Regions from separate parts of the Mus musculus genome. Here region 2 is linked to region 1. The links are chromatin contacts, found by Hi-C or POLR2A ChIA-PET in ENCODE. All regions are on one chromosome and are shown on one strand. The core of a region is the stretch at or near the end of the contact, and the rest is flanking DNA. Distances in the headings are between cores, read along the strand shown. Region 1 holds the start of Rbm4 (RNA binding motif protein 4). Region 2 holds the start of Ccdc87 (coiled-coil domain containing 87).

Evidence for each region. A loop is a pair of places that touch in the nucleus more often than their neighbours do. ChIA-PET counts read pairs that join two places held with the same protein, here RNA polymerase II (POLR2A).
Region 2: a loop to region 1 is called in a map of left cerebral cortex, with 5 times the contacts of the local background. The contact joins the promoter of Ccdc87 here to the promoter of Rbm4 in region 1. A Hi-C loop is called at or near these places in 1 of 37 maps with a recorded cell type or tissue (left cerebral cortex). POLR2A ChIA-PET finds 5 or more read pairs at or near these places in 3 of 5 experiments (Patski and embryonic stem cell).

What each region holds. Positions count from the first base shown.
Region 1 is chr19:4,792,495-4,796,438 of GRCm38, forward strand. It overlaps Rbm4 (RNA binding motif protein 4), which reads right to left and starts at 1,515. Exons shown (of 4, transcript NM_001290122.1): 1 at 1,322-1,515; 2 at 1-326. The coding sequence starts at 315. It overlaps Gm21992 (predicted gene 21992), which reads right to left. Exons shown (of 3, transcript NR_157185.1): 2 at 1,322-1,515.
Region 2 is chr19:4,837,241-4,840,809 of GRCm38, forward strand. Ccdc87 (coiled-coil domain containing 87) reads left to right here and starts at 2,126. Exons shown (of 1, transcript NM_207268.3): 1 at 2,126-3,569. The coding sequence starts at 2,242. Ccs (copper chaperone for superoxide dismutase) reads right to left here and starts at 2,082. Exons shown (of 8, transcript NM_016892.3): 1 at 1,957-2,082; 2 at 1,591-1,663. The coding sequence starts at 1,995.

The DNA of each region.
Region 1 (3,944 bases), core at 265-2,764:
GATGACTGGGCCGTACTCCTCAAACTTGGCCCGAAGCTCTTGGTTGGTACAAGTGGGGCTGATGTTGCCCACGTGTAACTTGGTTGAAGCTTTGCTCTTATTCTTGCTGGCTTCCACATTGATGTTCACTCCGTGCAGCTTGTAGTGGTGCAGGTTGCGTATGGCATCCTCAGCGGCCGTCTTGTCCTCTATGTGCACAAAGCCATAATTCTTAATGATGTCACATTCCAGCACCTTCCCGTACTGCTCGAAGAGTGAGCGGATCTCCTGCTCTGTGGCCTCCCGGGGCAGATTTCCAATGAACAGCTTCACCATCTCCACACAGCCTGCAAGTAGAGAAACAAGATTTTTAGGAGAAGACCTCAAGTCCATAGCAACTGTTAAAAAAAGGGAAAAAAAAAATCAAATAAATAAATGGCTCCCATCATCTCCTTTCACTTTAGCACATAGTCCCAAAAGTTTTCTCCTACAGGCATGCTCTTACATCTCCAATCAGTAACAAATGTGGAGTTCAACAAGAGCCTGCTTCTATTTCTCACAAGAAGTTCTATAAAGAGGAAAAATGTAACAAGGCAGACTTTTGTAGACAAAGGGGATTTTGCGGTGTGGCTCCAACCTACAGCACGGTACATTATAGGCAAGTATTCCGCCACTGAGTTACACTTCCCCTGCCCCAGACAAAGGAATAACGCTCTAAGTTTTCAGCATAAATAAAAAAAATGCTACAGGTACTGAGAGCTACTCACTTTGACATTTGAAAACAAGATTCTAACTACTAGACTTGCTAATTATAATTACTTCAAATTAGCTCTTCCTCTCTTAGCAACCATTTCCGGAAAAGTGGGAATTTCACTCGGAGTAGTGAGTTCCGGGATCAACCAGATAAAAAGCAGGGAAATATAGAAAATGCCCGAGTAGGAGGAGTCCTCTGGGGTGGGGGTGGGGGTGGGGCATGTCATTACAGGCTCCTACAGAAGAACTGGTCAAAGACTGGTGCTACAGTTTGGTGAGGAAGCCAACAATGCCCAGGGCATGACAGATTCTCCAGCCTAAATCTAAGATTTATCTAGGTGGAAACCCCAAAGAAGATTGAGCAAAGCAGAGGGTAAGGTGGACAAAAGAAAGCTATTCCGGGAGTAGAGAACGAGGACTTGGAGGAAGGTTGTTTCAGGCTTACCGCACTAAGTCGAGGACCGATGTCGGCTCTCAGGGACGGGTGCGCAGACCGCAACCCCACTATGCCAACCCTGACACCCACCGGAGTCAGGTAAGTTTTTTTAACAGAGAAAAGAACACAGTGGAAGAACGTGGAGTATCTCACCGCATGGATACCTGCAGGTCCTCCTCCTTGCAGCGCGGACGGTTCTGACAAAACGCTAAAATGGCGGCGGCCACAGCAGTGACTCTGGGTAGAAAGAGGGGTGAACCTACCCACCGGATTGGCCGTTCGGTAAAGTAAAAGGCTGGCGTTCCCGGAGATCCTCTTCCTGATTGGTTACCCGGAACGCCAATTACCTGAGAGGCCAGGAAGAGGTGGAAACGTCAGTAACCTGGACCTTTTATATGAAAGCCAATGAGCACCCAGCCTAGTGAAACTGAAGCCACTGATTGGGCAAGAGGTCCATCTGAAGGTGGAGCTAGAAACGCGGAATTCTTCAAAGCGCGGCCAGCCATTAGGCAGAATGAACAAGGTGCCGTGCGTCAGTGGGGCAACCTGTAGCTTCGTGGCTCCCAACTTTGTTAAGCTTTCACATTTTGTCACTTACACGTGCACATCCTGACAAAATTCAAGTTCTGTCACCACAATTCCGCACCGGTCCCTAGCTGAGCGTCACCACGCCCCGCAACGTGGATATTGCATCAGTCAACCTACCCAGACCTCCCGGCGATAGCCAAGCTCCCGCCCCTACTTAAAAAGCAACCCCCACTTTCCAATGTAGTCCTTCTGAGTCTCAAGTTACCAAAATTATAAGTATCTTTATGTAATTTTAAAACTCTAAAACAGTCAGTGGATCCAGCTTCGATAACAGTTCAATGGCCCAGACAATAGGGTGGTCAGAGACGTAGGAGACACAGGGGTTAAGGTTCCCTTTAGGAAACAGCCTCCCACCTCCCCAAAAGGTGTGAAAAACAGAGATTGAAAATCGACACCCCATCCCACCCCAACTTCACCCCGCCAAGAGAAGAAACAAAAAACAAAACAAAAAACGGGAACAGCAATTTTTGATTTTGTTTGGTTTTATTGGGCTCCATTAGCCAAAACTAAGTTTAAATTCCCTAAAACTGACCTTGGAAAAAAGGCTTGTGACAATCAGCTGTAAACAAGTACAAACGAACATTCTTCACAGGGTCCAAATTCCCTCATCACATTTTTCTCACCCACTGGCTGCTTCACATAATCCCATACTCATTGAGCAAGCAACTTTAGTCATGACCCTCTGCAACGCAGCTTCTTAAGATGGAGATAACCGGGAAAGGTGCTGAATGGAGAACTTAAAGGTGAACAGGCAGAAAGCAGGGGGAACTTCATGAGAACAGGATGATTGGGAGTAAAATAACAAATAGAGCATACTACCTCCCAAAACTGCCACAAAAGAAAGAAAAAGTCAAACAAAAGGCAGAGACAGAAAATAAGCTACTGGATTCTATAGCAGAAAATTAGTCTATAATTTAAGGCTAGGAAATAGGCCCCTTAAAAAGTAACAATATGACATTAAATATGGCCATGGCTTCATTCTGCAGCACCTGAGACTGAGTAAAAGCCACCTGAGATCTGTAATACAAGTTCTGCTGTCCTGCACAGGCCCTTTCAGAGGGGATCTAAAATGCACAGCCACATCTCAATATGCACCCAGAAATGCATAGGGTATAGAAATCATTTTCTCTCAGTTTAATCATCTTTCTTATGCCAAAATTCCTGGAGGTTGGGGTTACAGTAGCAAACAAGACCAATTCACTCCACTAAACTGGACTGGCTCCCGGTCTGAAGGGGAAGAGCCTGCTAACAAGCCAAGGGAACCACTATCCCCACAGTGTGCAGACAGACAGACAGCCCTCACCCTGTGACCAATCCCCAAGTGGAAATAGTCTCCAGACAATACCACCGCTGGAGTTAAATGCCAGACGGTCTATACAGCAAGTCCCAAGCTTGCCAGGCCTATATAGTGTGACTTGGTCTAAAGGAAAAACCGGGGACGGGGATCCAAGCTTCGTGGTCTAACAAACCTACCCATCCAGTCTCCTTAGTTATTACCAGCCCTCCAGATAGACTGGCTTTATTGTCTCTACCTATTCAGAATACATTATTCAGGCCAGGCCTGTTGGCGCACACCTTTAATCCCAGCACTTGGGAGGCAGAGGCAGGCGGATTTCCAAGTTCCAAGCCAGCCTGGTCTACAGAATGAGTTCCAGGACAGCCAGGGCTACACAGAGAGACCCTGTCTCGAAAAAAAAAAAAAAAAAAGAATACATTATTCTTTCTTCAGATTTTTTACTGGCCAATCCATCTAAAGGCATGACTTATAACTATTTACTTTCACAAATAATATACTATCACTTGAAACTCTATCTTGTTCACTTCCTATATTATATGGCCTCAATGTTGGAACTACCCTGATAACATGAAAGACACTCAAATACTTGTTAACTAAGAAACTCATGTATGAGATAACTTTTTGATAACCATAAGGAAGGGACTGAATTTTCACTAACATAGATATGCTGCTGGTTGAAAAGGTCCTGCCTAGCAAGGACCTGGGTTTGTTCCCCAGCAACATGGCAAAAAATTCACAGATGCCTCCCTCCCCTGATCTCAAACTCAGGATCCTCCTGCCTTAGCCTTTCTCATGCTAGGAACATAGGTATGAACTAACACATTCATCTAATAACTTACACTTTTAATAAGTAACTAGCTTCTAGTCCAGAAATGAGTTAAAAGCTGACAA
Region 2 (3,569 bases), core at 876-3,375, 45 kb after region 1:
TGCTGGCAATCTGAACTGGACTCTCACACTGATGCAGCTATCACTTCTACTGACTCAGCCATCTTCCTTGCCCCTGGCAAACACATGGTTCACAGACACAGGCACGCAAAACACCCGTACATATTAAATAAAACAGATTTTAAAAATAAACCTAAAAAAAAAAAATCATCCCAAGCCAGGCAGATGGCTTAACGGATGAACTTTTCGGGTTTGGTTCTGCTTTTTGGTTTGTTTGGGTTTTTTGTTTTTTGTTTCTTTTTGTGCTTTTTTAAAAAAATTATTAATTTTATGTATGTGAGTACATACACACCAGAGAGGGCATCAGATCCCACTACAGATGATTGCTGGAAATTGAACTCAGGACCTCTGGAAGAGCAGTTAGTGCTCTTAGTTGCTAAGTCATCTCTCCAGCCCTGGGTGAACTGTTCATGCTACACAAGACAGCTGGAAGCAGAGAACCAGCTCTGGAGTTGTTCTTGACCTCCACATGCACAAGCCCTCCTCCAAGCACATCATGCACACACTCACTAATAATAAATCAAATAATAGTTCCAGGTCAGGTGTGGTGGCGCACGCACGCACGCACAACTTTCATCTCAGCACTCGGGGGTAAAGGTAAGCAGATCTCTGTGAACTGCAGGCCAGCCTGGCCTACATAGTGAGTTCCAGGAAAGCCAGGGCTATGTGGAGAAAGACCTTATCTCAAAATAAAACAAAACAATCAGTCCCCTCAATCGTCCTCCTAAAACCCCACCTTTGCCTGTAAGCTTTTCTCCTCTTTCCTCTTACAATCCCCTGAAATTGAGTGGGCTCTCACTACAGGCTCAAGACTTGTATCAACTAATTCACTCCTCATGACAACACTGAGCTATGAACACTGTTCAAACACTGAAGAAACAGAAACACAGAAAATAAGCACGAAGCTGTACATCTGTGGAACTATACGCACTGGGGTTCCCCACCCCACCCCTGCCAGTGTCCTGGCTTCAGACTCTCATCTCCTTCTTTCCCTTTGCCACCATGGCTTCCCAAGGAAGTGTTCTAGGAGCGCTCCTTTGCCAAAGCTTATACGATCTTTACCTAAGCATAGGGGTAAACATTTTCCCTCAGAAACCCCCAGTGTCTAATCTATACTGGCTGAAAGGTTGAATGAACATTTAACAGAATCCAAAACAGCCAGTTTCTAGCGTCAGGAAAATGACTCTGCCTTTCATATCTTTCCTCTTCTGCCAGGTCACCCACCTGCAGACCTCCTGGCTTAAAGTCCCTGAATTGGGCCAGGGATGTTGTCTGCTTTCTCAGAACTGTTCTATTTCCCAAGCCAGACCTCAAATGCCCGCCCCCCTCCCCCTCTAGAATGCCCTTGGTAGGAAGTGCTCTATACTCTGGCTAGTTCCATGCTGTTCAGCAGCTGGACAGGCAGTTTGTACTAGAAGAAAGCTCTGGCTAGGCAAAGCTTGAGGCCTATACTCTAGGCTCTGCATCTCCCGGACTCTGAGAAACTTCCTTTCATTCTTTCTGCATCTATGCAACCGGAATACGGCTAAACACAAACCCCTGGCTGATCCCAGAAAGATTGTCTACTCTTACCTGCCACCCCTTTCAGGGTCTTGTGCACAGCATCCACACAGCTCTGACAACTCATCTGCACTGCAAACTCCAACTGTAAGGGAAGCAAGGCCAGGGCACATGTCAGACATGATCCTTACTCGCCACCTCATCCCCTATGTCTCTTTGCACACATTGCACTTGACTTCTCTTCAAATTCCTCCTTTATTATCTCATGAACATTCCAGGATCGCGGTCTTTACCACCAACCCCCCTCCCGTGAGGGGCATCTCCGTCCTAACCCCGGAATTTCACCTCCCCAGGAGCCTGTTCTTTCCTGGCTTCCCAAGATATTGATCACCCCAAGGGCTGAAGTTATGCGAGGCTCCACATGAAGCTTTCACTCACCGCACACACAGTCCCACCGTCCCCCGACTTCGAAGCCATCCTAGCTGTTGTCACTGCCTAGGCCGCACCGAACCGGTAGGGTCCAGAGACCAACACAACTCTACTTTGTGGGATGGGCGGAGTCTCGGAGGCCGCCCTTAGCTCCACCTCCTTGGCGCGTGCGCTCCCTAGGCTGAGGCCTCTGAGCTGTCCGGTAGTGCTACCGGCTGCGCAGGCGCATTGATGCAGTTTCCTTAGTAACCATTTGGCGTCCTCTACCCGCTCAGCCGGAACCACCTGGTAAAGATGGAACCACACAGTCAGGAACCTGACCTCAAGCCGATTTACCACCGGTTGCTGAGTCCGCTGTCGCTCTTCCCCAGCAAGGCGAAGCCTCCTCCAGAGCCTCCGAAGCGCCCCTCTCAAGATGCCACGCCCTTGCAATCCATCCCGCTGGCGAAGCTGAAAGTTGGGCCGCTGTGCCGCCAAGTGTCCAAGCGGCTAGCAAGCAGCGGGCGGGCGGCACGAGTAACTGCCAAGGACCGACTTCGTCTCACTGAGGTTATTCTAGAAGAGCTGAAGTGCAACTGGCGGGAACCTCCTATAGAACCCATTCTGGACTACGAAAACAACCAGAAGCTGCGGCAGCGGCTCGAGTCCTACGTGCTGATCAGTAGTGAGCAGCTCTTCGTACGCTACCTGCACCTGCTGGTGACCCTGCCGACCTCTAGAAGGGTCTTCACTGAATCAGCCACCCTCAGCCGGTTGGCAGTAAACCTTGCCAGGGATTGCACAGTTTTCCTCACCAGTCCTGATGTCTATCGCTGTCTGCTGGCTGATTTTCAGACCCTGCTAAATTTAAAGCACGCCCAGGGAGGCATAGTCAAATTGCGTCCTCCTCCCTGTCCCCCTGGGACTTTCAAGCTCTGTCCAATCCCCTGGCCTCACAGCACTGGCTTAGACCACATGCCGTGCTCTAGCCTCAACCTGAACTACCTTGTCCAACTCAGCCGCCCATATGATTTCCCCAGTGAGCCCGAACCTGATCCAGTGGAAGAGTTGAAATCCATCCCCCAGCTGAAGAGTAGACAGCAGCTCCTCTGGGTGCCCTCCATGATAAAGGATAAAGAAATTGAATCGAGACCCTCACCGATGGTACCACTGCCTAGTCATTCTCCCAGCAGTGAGAGTCACCAATTCCCCACCTCACCAGTCCATTCCTGGCTCCAAAGGGGCCAGTCCATGCCTTGTCTTCATGAGGGGTGGAGTCTGGCAGATGAGTTGTGCCTTCTTCCTCCCTCTCCTCATCCCCTCACCCCGCTGATCTTGGCTTCAGAGAGTAAACCACTGCCATTCCGGGACATAGTGGCTGAGGATCTGAAGCAGAAAATGAAGATCATGAGAATGGAGTGGAGTCGATACTCCCTGCTGGACTCTGGCCTGCCTCCCCTCCTCGGGGTCCTTACCCGGCGCCTAACTGCCCAGCACCACCTAGAGAAACTGCAGCAAATGATCAAAAGCCTGCAGGAGGAAGAAGCCTCCGGAAAGTGGGATCTCCAACCCCCGAGAATCATCCCACTACACCCACAGCCAGTCACTGTTGCTTTGAAGGTACATGATCAAGTTATAGTCCA